2 separate regions of the Mus musculus genome follow, and region 2 is linked to region 1. Evidence: chromatin loops called from intact Hi-C (ENCODE). Cell type or tissue: heart. All regions are shown on one strand. Links, peaks and the distances in the headings refer to the core of each region. The heading gives the core; the rest is flanking DNA.

Evidence for each region. Peaks named below come from ENCODE experiments on the same cell type or tissue, not always from the same donor. Only the 100,000 strongest peaks of a DNase experiment are listed, where the experiment ranks them.
Region 2: it touches region 1 in a loop (2.1-fold over the local background); 3 of 42 quality-filtered maps call a loop at or near these places.

Annotation. Positions count from the first base shown.
Region 1 is chr16:87,694,217-87,702,201 of GRCm38, forward strand. Bach1 (BTB and CNC homology 1, basic leucine zipper transcription factor 1) reads left to right here and starts at 4,738. Exons shown (of 5, transcript NM_007520.2): 1 at 4,738-4,840. In heart, for the core only: a CTCF peak has its summit at 4,759; DNase peaks (open chromatin) are centred at 3,875, 4,685 and 5,875; H3K4me3 peaks cover 3,175 bases; H3K27ac peaks cover 2,920 bases.
Region 2 is chr16:87,607,784-87,615,768 of GRCm38, forward strand. It overlaps Gm41485 (a long non-coding RNA gene), which reads right to left. Exons shown (of 4, transcript XR_876209.2): 2 at 2,444-2,579; 3 at 712-1,024. Among named protein-coding and RNA genes, the nearest start is that of Gm41485, 4.5 kb to the right of the region's middle. In heart, for the core only: a CTCF peak has its summit at 4,275 (motif pointing right); a DNase peak (open chromatin) is centred at 3,818; H3K27ac peaks cover 297 bases.

The sequences.
Region 1 (7,985 bases), core at 1,770-6,769:
TCTGTTATCATCAAGTGGGCGCATGACAGTGTCCAGGCAGGCATGGTGCAGGCAGAGCTGAGAGTTCTACATCTTCATCTGAAGGCTGTTGGGAGAAGACTGACTTCCAGGCAACTAGGGTGAGGGTTTTAAGCCCACTCCCACAGTGACACACCCACTCTAGTAAGACCACACATATGGGGGTCCAAGTCAACCTTATATGTAATTTTCAGCCTTATATTGTTTTCCAGACAGGGTCTCTCACTGAACCTGAAACTTATTGACTTGGCTAGGCTGGCTTAGCTATTGAGTTCCAGGGGTCCCATTTCTGTGTTTCCAGTGCTGGGATTACAGGTGTGTACTGGATTTGAAATCAAGACTTCACACCTGCAAGGCAAACACTTTAATGGCGGAGTCTTCTTCCCAGCACCCTCCCCAGACTCTTAAAGATTTTTACCCCCTTTAAAAAAATCTCATGAGAAAAGACAAATTTGAACAATCTTTTTCATTAATATTTTAAGGAATGAGTAATAGGAAAGATCCTAAGGAGAGCTTAAATGCTAACATAGGAAACTATGCACTTCGATTTGTAAACATGTTGGGGGAGGGGGAGTGGAGCACAGTGAATCTGTAATGGAGGAAAATGCCCACATTTTGTTGGCTTAGCAGCTAATATGCTATGCTAATTCAGGAAGTCCATATAGCCATTTTCGAATATGCTGATAGTCAGCTGGTAAGAGAAAGATGCATTCTCCCTCCTCCCTCTCCCTCCCCCTCCCCCTCCCCCTCTCCCGTCCTCCCCCCTCCTCTCTCTCATTTAAGTGGTTTTGGTTCAAAGCAAGGAATACTGAAAATTATGGTCCTTTCCTTCATCCAGCCTACACGCGTTTCCTTTCTATCCTCTCAACTTTAGCATTAATTTAAATAGCACATATCTGAAAGATTTCTCATCAGCCTAGGGATGAAATCTAGCTGCAGGCACAGTGCATTATCCTTCCCATTGGCTTGGTTTTATAGGTTTGTTTTTTGTTTTTTTCCTGCTAGGTGACAAGCTTCAAGTTCTAATTTACCAGTTTCTCAACCTCTACCGGCCTTGACCGCCCGCATCAGTGTTAACAATGTTGCTCCTTGAGCGGTGCCCAGTCTGCTGGAATCAGAATCTCAGGCAGGCAGGTCCAGAAGTCTGTATTTTAACGTCCTGTAGATGCTCTCACTGGCTGAAGTTTGAGTTGCTCCTCATAGTCCTGACAGTCTCAAACCTTGGGATGTCTTTGTAGGGAAGTTGCATATGACCAATCAGAATAGAGGCCATTGTGATCATGTGAGAAAAATGTTGAAATTGTGGTCTAGAGGAGAGAAGAAAGTGCATGCCCGACAGAGAAAGACTGTGTAGTTGATGTTCTGTGTGGTCCGGAGAATCATCTACAATAGCCATATACTTTAGTTGAATGAGTGAATTTGTTCAGTATACAGAAACCAAAGTAAAATAATAAATGGAAAGGGAGTAGATTATAATCTTGGGCACTCACCACATCCAGCAGAAATAGGCTGGGAAGGATCTTCAAGGCAGATGGCTGGAATTCCCCATGGGGGGTCCCAGGCAGAGTGTCCCCTCAAGTGAGGCTACAAGTAAAAGGACTCGCAACATTTTAGAGATGACGTAATCAAATAATGGCTCTTACAGCATCATGTAGAACCAGACTAGGGATTTCGGAGCAGTCAGCTGGAGTTCCCAGGCGAGCCTTCTCCCTATGATTGAGACTCTGCATGGCTGAACTTCTGGCTTCTCTTCCCTATGTAGACCTTAGAATAGCATGGAATAAGCAATAGTAACCTCTATTGGAAATGGCTCGCTTTCTAGCTCTTTTCATAGGTCCAGTGCATTTACTTTTTGGTCTATGTACTGGCTGGTTTTGTGTCAACTTGACACAAGCTGGAGTTATCACAGAGAAAGGAGCCTCCCTTGAGGAAATGCCTCCAAGAGACCCAGCTGTAGGGCATTTTCTCAATTAGCGATCAAGGGTGGGAAGGCCCATTGTGGGTGGTGCCATCCCTGGGCTGGTAGTCCTGGGTTCTATAAGAAATCAGGCTGAGCAAGCCAGGGGAAGCAAGCCAGTAAATAGCATCCCTCCATGGCTTCTGCATCAGCTCCTGCCTTCAGGTTCCTGCCCTGTGTGAGTTCCTGTCCTGACTTCCTTTGCTGATGAACAGCAATGTGGAAATGTAAGCAGAATAAACCCTTTCCTCCCCAACTTGCTTTTATTTTTATTTTTTATTTTTAGTATTTGTTCTCTTAATACTTTAATACTCTTTTTTTCTTGGCTATTTTCTTTATTTACATTTCAAATGTTCTCCCCTTTCCAGGTCTCCACTTTGGAAACCTCCTCCCCCTGCCTCTATGAGGGTGCTCCCCCCCCCCATTCCCATCCTCCTGCTCTGGTGTTCCCCTACACTGGGGCGTTGAACACCCTTAGGCCCGAGGGCCTCTCCTCCTACTGATGTCCTACAAGGCCATCTTCTGCCACATGGGTTGCCAGTGCTATGTGTATTCTTTGGTTGGTGTCCTGTCCCTGGGAGCTCTGGGGGGTCTAGCCTGTCAACACTGTTGCTCCTTCCATGGCTCAGTGGCTAAGAACACTGATTGCTCTTCCAGAGGTCCTGAGTTCAATTCCCAGCAACCACATGGTGGCTCACAGCCATCTGCAATCTGATGCCCTCTGAAGGCATGTCTGAAGACAGTGACAGTGTACTCACATACATTAAATAAATAAATAAATAAATAAATAAATAATAAAAATGCCACAACTTGCTTCTTGGTCCTGCTTTTTTTTTGCTGCAATAGAAACTCCGACTAAGGCAGACTGCTTGGCTATTTTTCTTCTCGTCTTGTCACAGAGTTGGGGCGGGCATCCCATGCTAAGTGTTCTTAGAGGACAAGTCAAGAGAAACGTGCTTAGAGGGAGGTTCTCTGTGAGCTAATACACATGACATAAGGCTACTTATCGAAATAATGTACACGAGAGGCGTGGGAAGAAGGCAGACTATACTTTGGCTCAGGATGGAAGGAGAGTGAGTGTGACAGACACCCCAGGACCCTCGAATGTCTGTCAGAACCACCATCAACTCGCACAGTCTATCCCTAAGTGTCTCCCCTCATTTCTCACTGAATACCTACATAATGATCTCAGGATCCTGAACATGCCGCCTGCCTCCACGCCTGGATCCCCTCACAGCCTGGTAGACCACACTCCTCTCAGCCATGCCCTGGTTTTAGCTCTGTTGCTGTCCCTGCCTCACAAAGGCACCAGGTCACCACTTACATGGCCACCCCACAGCACTTAGGCCATATTCTCACCTACTTTAGAGGTAACTGAATGTCCTTAAGTCACAAGAGCTTACGCACTGTACAGATGCAGTCATGTCAATGTTATCACTATTTGGAGACAACCCTCTCCTGGAGCCCTTGCACTGTCTGTGTGTGTTTAAGGAGCACATACATTTTGGGGCTTCCCATTTTTCTACATCTTTCCTCTGGAACTCAAAGCCAGCAACATTATTTCTTCCTACAAGTCCTCCCAGGGCTACTGGCCTCAGGGGTGGTAATTCCTTCCTCATTTTTAATCAGGTTGGCCAGCCCAGTCCTCTCTTTCTCCAGACTGATAAGCCCTGCCACGAGTGCATGCAGCTTTGCGTAAAGACACTGCCTTGAACAACAGCGAACATAATAAAAAATAGAAACGAACAATTGGATTAACACCCCAATAAGTAGCAGAGGATGAAAGCATGACCAGGACTTGAGGGAAGACGTCTGACATGACCAGACACGGATGCGTCCATGTTTCCTGGTAGTGCAGCGTAGAGGGACAACAGGAGGCTGCCAGACAGTACAATATTCCGGATATGAAGCCCAGTACAGCGTGCTTGCCCATTGGTGAATGCAGTCCGTCGTGGCTAGGCAGATAAGAGTGCAGCTTATATTCAGGCAAGTATGAAGGGCGCAAGAATAACTCTCAAAGCAGTATTGGCTGAGCACAAGGAGTAAAGGGATTTGATCGGGGAAGCATGCATATTAATGGGTTATAATGAGCAAAGCACACTCCAGGTTACCTGCCTTGCGGTTTTCGAGGAAGGGCCTCAAGGACACAAACAACTAGAAGGGAAGCTAGTGATCATTCAGAGGGGCAGCAGCCTCCCCCTCTCAGAATCTGCTCCTAAAAGTCCTGCGGAGCTTCAGACAGATGTTGACATACACCCTTTTCAGCAAGTTCAAACACCTGGTTTTTGTGCTCCTACAGGAAAGCAGCCCAGGAGCTTGGCCGAACTGAGCTTCCGAGGTTTGGGGGCGTGGGGCAGAAGACCTTATCTAATCTGTGTGTGGGGGGGGGGGAGGGGGGAGAGGGGCTGTGTGAACAAAAACCCTGGGGGCGTGGAGGCGTCAGCCTTTTTTTTTCCCTGCCTTCAGCAGGTGAGGAAGAGGTGGTCTTCCGTGACGTGTAACCTTGCCACCAAAGGCAGAGATAGGGCGACGCGGTTGGAGGCCTGGCGCTCAGCAATACAATCCACAACGTTACACGGAGCTCGCAGGAGGCGAAATAGAGAGGCTCTTACTAGCGGAGGGCGTGGCCTGGAACGGGGCGTGGCTCCAGGCAGGGCGTGGCCTGGAGCTCGGCAGGGCTTCAGCTACGGGGCGGGGCCCGGGGGCGGAACCGGGGGCGGGGCTTTAGCGCCCCGAGGCGCTGGCGGTGGTGGCGGAGAGGAACGGAGCGCAGGGGAGGAGACGGGCGGCTGTCCGCGCAGAGGGAGTGAGTCACCTGACCGCCGCTTGCCGCCTGCAGTCGGGCCGCGCCGCGTCTCGGCTCCGGTAAGTGGCTCGGGCGGTGCGCGGTGCCGTCCTTCCGTCCTTTCCGGGGGTCACCGGGGCTGGTGGCGGGCGGCCGCGCGGGCCTAGAAGGGGCGGCGGGCTGCGCGCTGTTTACGCGCTGCGCGGACTCTCTGGGCCGGCCGTGCCGGCGCCGCCCTGCACCGCGCTCCGCCGCGGGCCGCGTCCCGCTCCGCCTGCTGCGGGGGCAAGGCCGAGCGGGCCGGGGTTCCGGGACTACCGGGCGCTCCGCGCTTCCCTTTGTTGTTGCTTGGCGCACGTTTGTAATGTGGACTCGCACAGCATAGGCAGAGTGGGTCTCGATGTTAACGACACCAGCTTTTGTGTTCGTGTCCGGTAGGGCCAGGGCCAGCGCGTTTTCGATCTTCTCCGGGACTTTGGTGTCATTTAGTGGAATTGCGCCGATGGCTTTTATGTAGTGAGCTCTCTATGTTCAGCGTGCGCTGAGTCAAGGCAGACGTAGTAGTAATTCTGAAAGAACGCGTGTGGGAAAATCCTGCTCCCCAGACAGGCTTGGAAGAACAAAGACTTTTTTTTTTTTTTTCAGGATGCTGTTCTTTTTCCTTTTGGAGAATTGTAGAGTTGTGACTGCTAGCCTTGGAGGACGATGCCCCTGCTGGGTCTTTGTTTAGGCATTGAGCACTCCTCTCAGCTCACTGGGTTTGCAGGAAAGGCAGTTCAGAAAGATTAAAGGATGACCACTGTAGATTTTTGTTCGTGGCCGAGCTTTTGAGCTCTACAAATATTCAGAGAAATGGGAAGAGGTATGGGTTGGCCTATTCTTCCTGCTCTTGTGGTAGTGGTGCAAGCTCTGGGCTGGGCTTGAAGGCGCTTGCCACTTCTGGCTTTGGACATCGTAAGGGAGTCTAGAGGAAAAAAGGCTCCTGGTGAGTCATCTTGGAGTTGGGTAGCTTTGGAGGAGTGATCGCCTCTTGTTGTTTAACCGTCGGATCTGTCAAGTGGCTTCCCTTTGTTCGCTACGTTGGTTGGATAACAAGGTAGGGTGACTCTTTAAAAGAGTTTGTGTTGCTGAGTCATTCACCCCAGACTGAGAGGTAATTAGGAACAGCTGGTGCAGATACGCGCATCACATGCCTCCACTATAAAAGGCTGAGCTGCACACACGAGGGGTGGCTTCAGGAGGCCGGAGGGGGTCCAGCTGCGGGCTGTGTGTTTTGATCCAGGTAATCAGTGGCTGACGTGGTAGAGCGTGCTTAAGACGTGGCCAAGGAACACCGAGGTGGTGTTTAAACAGCAGCCTCGTGGCCTACTGCGGGAGACTCAATTTGTGCTGGAGGAAGCTGGATCTTTGAGATTTCAGATAGAAGTAAGGCAGTCAGCAGTATTATATCATTTCTTTCCCTTGCTGTCCTCGCTTTGCCTTTAGTATTTTGATGCAGAGTGGTGTATACATGCTTAAGTTATTCTTTATAATTTTTTTTTAAAATGAGGCCACAAAGGGGATTTCCTTTTAGGGCTTTTAGGTTTTCCTGCATAACTAGTTTCTGGGGTCAGGTGGTAAAGAATAGATAAGAGTCAGCGGGTCTTCTTGGGTCAAGGCTAAGAAGAGGGGTCTATGGATGTGTCTGTCTCTCTTGATTTTATGGATCTTGTGTAATTTCTTTTTGAAAAAAGAAAACACACACACACACACACACACACACAAACACACACACACACACCAGTCCTCGGTGCACTGTTTGGGAAAGGGAAAGTGTATGAAGAGAACTGGCTTCTTCTTCCCTTTGACTAAAAGAACGATGATTTTTAAAAACATGTATTTATTTTATTGTTTTGTGTTTGTATTTGTGCAGAGATCAGAGGACAGTTTGCATTTGTGGTTCTCTCCGTTAATCCTGTGGGTTCTGGGGCCTGGACCTCAGGCCGTCAAGCTTGGTGGCGAGTGCCTTTACCCTCTCAAGGGTTGCATGGGCCGCAAGAACGATACCAAATTATTATTGATGGTCATTCCTTTCAAACCTCTGTAGCAGGGGAGCGGTTGGTGTGCTGTTTTAGATTTAGGGTTATCAGTGTTGTCTCTTTCAGATGTTAGGAGATTTCAGGTAGATTACAGGATGCTTGATCTAACATGAAAATATCCACATCAGGAAGTTAAACGAGGAGGGTGACATCAATATTTGCATACTAGATAATGTGGTTATGCACACTTTATCCTTTTTTCTGTTGAGGAATATAAAATTTACTTTCCACTGCTATTGCCATCATTCCAAGTCTGCAACAGATTTCTGTGTGTGTTTAATTTCTGATCTTTTCCGAGAGCTGTAGTAATTTCAAAATATTCTTAGTATTTGACTTTCACTTCATATGTAGTTTTTATATTGTAAAGAATAAAAGATGGGAATTTCTTACTACATTCTTAAAGTGAGTGATAGAAATAAAAAAATTACATAGTTCTATTTTGATAACATTTTATTGGATTTGTAGGCAAGCCCCAAAGGTGGTTGGTTGAATGTGTGTAGTGATTAGAAGGTTTGATAATTTATACATTTGGAATGTAATATTCATAACAAAATCTTTTAAAATTTAAGGTAAAATTCTCTTACCCTTTGGAAGTTTGTGGGTCCCCCCTTTTTTTGTTTTTGTTTTGTTTTGTTTTTTTTTTTTTTTTTTTTTTTTTTTTTGAGACAGGGTTTCTCTGTATAGCCCTGGCTGTCCTGGAACTCACTTTGTAGACCAGGCTGGCCTCGAACTCAGAAATCCGCCTGCCTCTGCCTCCTGAGTGCTGGGATTAAAGGCGTGCGCCACCACGCCCGGCTAAGGGTTCCCCCTTTTTATATCCTTGTGATTATTGTTAAAACTGCATTTAAATAATCCTTGGGAAGTGGAATTCCTCAGTCAACCTCTTCTCTCTGTCTGTCTCTCTGTCTCTGTCTGTCTGTCTCTCTCTCTGTGTAGGTTTGAGGACACCCTGTGGGAATAGGTTCTCTCCCTCTACCACACATGGTTCTGGGCACTAAACTTTAGCCTTAGGTCGGGCAGCAGGCACCCTTACCTACTGAACCATTTCACTGACCCAGAAGGCACGGCTACTATTTGGTTCCACATCAGGGCCTGTCCTTTTGTAGCTCTGTACTGTGGTGGTGACTCTCATAAGAACAGCTGCAAA
Region 2 (7,985 bases), core at 1,358-6,357, 87 kb before region 1:
GGTTTCTTCACAGCAACGAAACCCTAGCTAAGGAGTGTTGTTTTTATAGTTAATATGATTTGTCAATTTCACTGGGCTACAAGGTACACATTTTATTTGGTCAAATTACATTTTATAATGTGTCTTTAAGAGTATAGGGAGGTAGACAGGGTACCCACCCTAATGTGGTCAGGTCTTATCCAGTCAACTAAAAGAGTTGAGTAAAACAAAAGTAGCTTTTCATCTGTGTGGCAGAACACTACCAGCAACTATTTCACAACCTTCTAAAATTGTGCCAATTTCTGGGGATCAAATGCTTAAGTAGGAGTCTGTGGCGGACATTCCACATTTGAACTTCAACTCTGTGTGTCTGTCTGATTGACTATCTCTCTGCCTCAGGGTGTGTGTGTGACGGGGGGGGGGGGGGGGTGGGGAGATGGATTTCATGTCCTTCAGAGTAGATGAATCAGCTGTGATACTGGTAGCCTCTCTCACTTAAGGAGATGGTTGAAGCTACCACCCCAGCAGTCTGCGCCGCCGTCTATCACAGCAGGTAGCAGCCTCACCCTCTGATCCAATATCGACATTCCTGAATCCATCATTCAAACCCAGACTCCCTCATTTTTACTATCCAAGGTATTTAAAGTACAAACATCACTGCAAACATAAAATATTGTCCCTGGTGCACTGATATAACTGTCTGTAGAATGGAATTACGTTATTTGATCTTACCTCAGCCTGGGGTGGAATAACTTGATGCCTTTGAGCATCAAGGAATAAGGCCCAAATTCTTCACTCCTTTTCTCATCAGTCGTTTTGTCAGAGGTGAGGCATGACATTATCGCCAGGTTACTCAGTTCCTAGACTGGAGATTTGGAAGGCCTTTCTCTAGGTAGTGGCAGATGATAGCGTTCCTTGATTTGGGAAGCAGCTCTCTATGCTCTTGTAACAAGGAGAAATGGGTACTCAAATTCTCGTGTCTGCACATGGGCTAACTGGACACAGCTACTGCTGGTGACTTCCTACTGCTTGCTGGCTATTCCTCCTACAATGGGGGGAACAAGGAGACCGAGATCTCAGGTTGCTTTGCAATTAGTAGGTCATCAGACTCACTATGCGATGGAAGGCTGAATAAACTTCGAGGGCACAGTGCAACACACACACAGACACACACACACACACACACACACACACACACACACACACACACACACAATTGGATCATATGTTTAAAACATTATCTAGCAGTTTAACACAGTGGCAGAGTGTTAGGCTAGTCTGACTGTCTGACTGTCGCACCCCTACAGAGTGACATCACTCAGTGAAATGCATTTTGTACCTAGACACTATTGAAATCCTTACCAAACTTTCACCTCATCCCTCCATATAAGTCTTCAGTTATTCTTCCTTCTCAAACCCTTTACTTTTGTAAAAACAAAGACAGACAGACAGACAGACAGACAGACAGACAGAAACTCTCCTGGACTCTGGGAGGGTCTGATGAGAAAGACTCAGTTAGTTTTGCCCACATTTTTTTCTTTTCATTTTTGAATACCAGAGCTCACAGGTATTGCCCTGACTTCTGACTCCCTCAAGTACAACTCCACCCTCCCACCCCCCGACCCTCCCCCCGACCCTCCGACCCCCGCCAGCTTACGCTGAAGTCTTAGTATACACTTGGTGAACATGTATTTGCCTATTGTTAGAGGATTGCTAAAAATTAAATTAATTAGGAATATTCTTCAAAAGCCCTTGACGTTGAATATGAAGTAAAAACATGACTCAAAGGAACGAAACCATCCGCATTTTGTGTAGGAGAGCTTTGGAAGAAGTCACCACGGATGGATACGTCTGAGTCAAAAAGGATTTGTCCTTCTAATCAAAATGGCTTCTGATCGCTTTGCTTTCAGGGAGACTGCATTAGAGTTCTCCAGCCGGTAAGCCAATAGGATGTGTGTGTGTGTGTGTGTGTGTGTGTGTAAAGCTACACTGTATCTACATCTATATCATCTACTCATCTAGGTATCTGTCTCTATCTATCATCAATGTGTGTGACATAAGTAAGCTTGTGGAAAGGATTCTGCCTGTAGATTATGAAAACACTCAGGCCCTGCAGTGTGTAGAGTACATCAGTGAGCTTGGGACCAAGGGATACCGGGCATGTCATCCCATCCACAGTCAGGAGGGTCGGGATTCAGGGGTTACCCATGGCTCCTACAGAGGCAGCAAGGAGGGAGACTTTCTACATCCTCAGAGATTAGTCAGTATTTTTTGTTTTGGAACGGCCTACCCACCCTACACAGAGGACACTGCTTCATGTGAAAGCAGCCCTGCCCCTCATAGAAACATCCAGAAGACTGAACATCAAGCCCCCACACGGTATTAGCCACTGTAGACACTCTCTTGTCACAAAGTTTTCTGAGCACTCAACATTCTTGGCTTCACAGGTTAAAAGGAAAAGTACCTTAGACCAATTAAATATAGCACAGCAAAACGAAAGTCAGCTGATTCACAGATTGGGTGCAGCAGCCACAGTCGCAGCAGGTTCTGAGCACACTCCCAGCCATGTGATCTCATAGCAGTTACAGGAATACAGAAGCCTGTCATAGAAACAACATGATTGGCTAAAGCTTAGCCAGTCACACGATTGGTTACAGCCTCACCAGTTAATTGTTTATACCTTTATTAGTTAGTTGGCAACAGGGCGTCTAGAAGCCAAATAAAGTCTAGTTGCCGGGATTAGGTTCTATATTGATCAACTTGACTGGGTTCTGTGTAAGCCTACGGTCCAAGCTCTGTAAAGTTCTGCTCCACATGCAGTACAGAAAGCTACCACTGTTCATTATTTGTTTAATTCTATCACTTGGCCACAACTAAACATTAATTATATCAAAATTGAATTAGAATGGAAGGTTTCGCTACATGTAAGTTATTGCGCGGGCAGCTTCGGGGTGCTGGCTTTGTCCTGGGCACCGGTCAGTATTGCAAAGTCAGCAAGGACCTCTGGCTCCTATCAAGGATGTTACCCAGGAAGTGCAGTTAAGAGAGTTTTCACGTGAGAACATCTTCCTGGGTGTGCTTTCCGTTCTCTTGTGACTGCACTTTTAGAGTGGAAACCTACAAATGGCGTCGTCAGCCAGCGTTGCCTTTGTGGCTCTGTGATACAGGAAATATAGATCAAGTAGTGATCAGAATGTCAGAGAGCGGCAGTAAGGTCAGCTGCAGGTCCTTGGCAACAGGAGGGGAGAGAGAAAAGAAAAACAAGAACCCCGGGTATGGCAAGGCAGCCAGGGGAAGAATGGAGCGCCACAAGGTGGGGAAAGACACCCGGTTTTATCCGGCTCCACATCCGTGAAGGTAAGAGAGCGACCAGGCAGCCCAGTGCTCAGAGAAGGGAGATACAGTAAGAACAACAGTTATTGTTCTTGAAGTACTTGAAGAAAACAAGAAACAAGAACTCGAGATTCTAAGACAGCGGTGTCCCGGATCAGCACCAGCTTGGACTGAGAGGAAGCTGAACGAATTAATCCTCATTGCCCGGTTGTCTCATGGTGAGCGTTCATCTCTGCCGTACACGCTGCTGTTTCTCTGGTTAAATGGCCGTGAGTTATTAAGTCTCAGCCTGATGATATTTCTGTCCTGAAAAGACTGGAGTCCCTGGCTTTCACCGGCACCCCTCGCCACCTTGTGTTTTGGAAGCTCACACAGTGACGGCGCTCTGACCTATCTGCATTCCTGAACGAGCTGAGAGCAACTTGTCATGTTTTATCTTCAGAACCAACCCAGTACCTGGCAGCGGGTCAGACTTCAGCAGCTATTTCTCAACTCGCAGGAGGGAAAAAAGGATGAACGGGAATCCCATTCCTGCATTCCTAACAACACTGAAGTCAGCGTTGTGGGAATTTGGTGGGTGAGACAGAAGCGGTGATGAAACGAGAGTTGGACACTGTTCCTGGCCTCAGAGAGACCGGAGTACGATAATATTTACAAAGAATGATGCCACACAAGACAAGTTGCCCAACACCATGCCACAGCGAAGGGCAACAGCAAGGATAGATTGTGCAAATAAAAATACAGAGTGCCAAAATGAAAGTTAAATTGAAGTAAGAACATACATCTCGTGGAATATTGGAGACAGATTCATCAAACATTATTCACAGGTTATTGGAATTTACATTTGACTGGACTATCTATTATTTTACCATTCCTAAAGGGAAGGAGATGGGCTATAAGACATTAGTTCTGTTCTTTAATTCCCCACCCACCCCTTTTCAGGGAAGGATGGGATAGTAGTGAGAAGTTGGCCACTGGATGGAGACAGTCTTGCAAAGGTCCTAGGATGAAATGTAAGGAAGGGTAGTTCTGGGGGAAGAACTCCTGTGTGACAAGCGCCCAGAACAGCTCGTCCAGAGACTGGTATGTGAAAGCGGATAAGAAATGAAGCTGAATGGTCAGGCAGGGCTGGTACCTCCTACATTGCAGTCTCAGCCTCCTGAAGACAACTGCACACGCACGCCCCTTTGATGCCCTGCATGGACAGGCAGAACGGGATCCTTCTCTCTGGACAAGTCGTTTACCTTACTTAATTAGGCTTGAACATTAGTCTGTCTTTGTAAACAGCGAACAGGAAAGACCAGGAACATTTTGCAAGCTCAACATTGCTCAATGGTGTGTGTGTGTGTGTGTGTGTGTGTGCTTTTAAACATTGGTGTCCAGACAGCAAAGTTGAGGATACAGTGAATTCTAATGGCAGCTTCATTCATGAAGAAGTGACTGCATGAGCGACCTGAACACTTGGGATACTTAGTGCTTCACTCCTGCCCGTTTTATAGTAAATATCTAACGACGACGAAGGCATGTGCTCACACTGGATACTTGTGTGGAAGTGCCCTTACGTAAGATGTGCCACGCACTGTGAAAAGTATAAAGCAAATATAACGCAATAATTACCAAAGCTCGCTGATGATTCAAACAGCAGGAAATGGTTAGATAACCCTCATTAATCATTTATGACATTCCAGATGTCAACACGGTCTTGCTTTGGGTTTTCACAACAATATTATAATGCCATTATATATACATTATAAGGTAACACTATCACCTTTTTAATGAACTTCCTGTTGAGACTCATGGTGTTGAATTATTTATAATGTCATAAAATAATTATTTACAATACTGCAATTAGTTATCTTGGAATCCAAGTAAGACTTGGTTCCACATTTACATTGCTCCCAAAATACCCCAGTTGTTGTTGGTTTTTTTTTTTAATAGTCTCAGATAATGTCAGTTTTTGAGTACTGTGGCAGATATACTAGGAACAGACAAAAGGACGTGTAAGCGTCTGTCTTGTAGATACATAGGATGGCTTTGTCTGTGGCGTGTCGTCTGGATTATCTTGCCATCTGACCACCTTAACAACAGACACCGTAGGAACGATACTTGTAAGTATGTGAATATCAGATAGGAGAGATGGCTCAATGTTTAAGAACTCTTGCTGTGGGCTGATGAGATGGCTTAGTGGGTAAGAGCACACGACTGCTCTTCTGAAGGTCCTGAGTTCAAATCCCAGCAACCACATGGTGGCTCACAGCCATCCGTAATGAGATCTGACTCCCTCTTCTGGAGTGTCTGAAGACAGCTACAACTCACATATAATAAATAAATTAAAAAAAAAAAAGAACTCTTGCTGTTCTTCAAGATGATCCGAGTCTGGTTCCCAGTGCCCACATCAGATGCCTCACAAACCTCTGTAACTCCTGTTCCAAGGGCATTCATGTACACAAGTCACACACACAAACACACACAGACACACAAACACACGCAACTCTTAAAAATATTTTTAAAGGAAATATTAACATCTTAATGATCAACTAAATCATTAATCATTTTATAATTAATAAAGAGTTAAAATAGGCATGATATTATATCCTAATTAACTATCAAAATGTTCCCACCATCTTTGATCAAGTGTTCCACACTGGACTCACAGACATAATTTTGTTTTCTTCCTATTCAACCATCTCCAGAATCACTAGTTATGCCACTAAATAATGATCATTTAGAATCATCAGCTATTCGTAAAATTATAACTTGGTGTCTTTCTTGGCGGAAATACCACACATTTAAAGACGTGTTTTAATTTTCATTATAGGTGACATCAATGGGCTAATTAAATTCTTCCTGTATAATTATTTCAGCTGTATAAAATATTCCATAACTAGAATGACATTATAGCTATAAAATGTTAGGTTATATAATTATATAAGATTTAAAATTAAAAACAAAGGCTCAACATTTTAGCAACTTGTTCCCTAGGGAAAAGTTGCTGGACCATTCCTTTTCTGTGGTTTTAAAAGCGGGACAGTAATGGTAACATTTGAAACAAAATGGACTTTTCATATTGTTACTTTCTCAATATAGAGCAAAGTCTTTGTTTTGAATACTCTTGTGTGATGGTTTGATGTTACTGCTTCCTTTAGAAGAAGTCTAGCCTCTGAATTTCCTTTCCCAGGTGGCCTCCTGGCTTACCTATTTCCCCCCAGACACTTAGAAGGGTTGCTATTGATTTCCTTGTGTAGGAAAATGCTCTTAGCCCTGGCAGGGTGTAGCCCTTTATCCCGTAGCCTTGGTCACCCATCTTCGACTGACAGAGGCTCTGGAAGGAGGGAGATGCTTTAGCCTTGGAGAGAAGGGAACGTTTCTCAGGGGAACCTTGTAAGTGTGATAGCTATTTAGATTAAGGGTGTACACACTTTTCACATTGTGATGTAAAGTTGTCATCTAATTGTTGGGCCACATTTGGGACACACATGGTCTGCAGGCCACAGGCTGGGTATTCCTGATATGAAAACCCAGTTTCTATTTATACACAGAAATTATTTATATTACAATCAGATTTTCTGATTCATTTATAAGTTTATTTTTAATTTTTAAAATTTGCTATTTATTTGTCATTGAGTGAGTGCATCGTCTATATGGATCTCTGTATGCCACTGTGTGCCTGAGTGGCAGAGGCCAAAAGAGGGCATCGGATTCCCCGTACCTAGAGCTGCAGACAGTTGTGAGGCATGAGGTGGGCGATAAGAATTGAGTCTAGGTTCTTTTTCACAGCAACCATGGTCCCAACTACTGAGCTATCTCTCCATTCCCGATTTGTATATTTAAAGGGTTGTAAATAGCCTAGTAGGAGTAAATGATTTTAGATAGCTCACACAGATTATTTGGTAAATTTGAAAATCTTTTCCTTTTCCTTTTTTTAGATCGCATCTCACTATGTAATCCAAGCTGACTTTGAACCCACAGACTGATTTTCTTTTGTATACACACACACACACACACACACTCTCTCTCTCTCTCTCTCTCTCTCTCTCTCTCTCTCTCTCACACACACACACACACACACACACACACACACACACACACACACACGCAAGCATGCATGTGGTATCAGCTGACCTGCTCCATCGCTCTCTGCATAACTTCCTGAACAGTGTCTGCTAGCATTCTGTCTAAGCTCTGCCTCACAGTTACCTGGTAACAGCCAGGTATGCCTGACTCTATAAAAAGAGGCTGCTTGCCCCCTCCTCACTCTCTTGCTTTCTCTTTCTCTGCTTCCCCTTTCCCCTCTCTCTCCATTATCCCCACCACCACCATGCTCATGGCCAACCTCTACTTCTCTACTCTCTCCCTCTCTCTCCTTTCTCTGCCTCTACTACCCTCTTGACTTCCCTCCCCATGCCCTAAATAAACTCTATTCTATACTATACCGTCCTGTGGCTGGTCCCTCAGCATGGGCCCACCGAGACGCCCCCTTTCCCCACACCTCACCACACCTCCATAGAACATACCTCCACCTTATCTTTTCATAAACACACCCATGTCTCTTACTGAACCAGAAGCTAGGAGGGTGGTCAGCATCCACCCGTGATCCTCAACCCAGCACAGGGGTTCCACATCTGCATGTGGCCAGACCCAGGTTTTTATGTGGGAGCTGGGATCTAACCTCA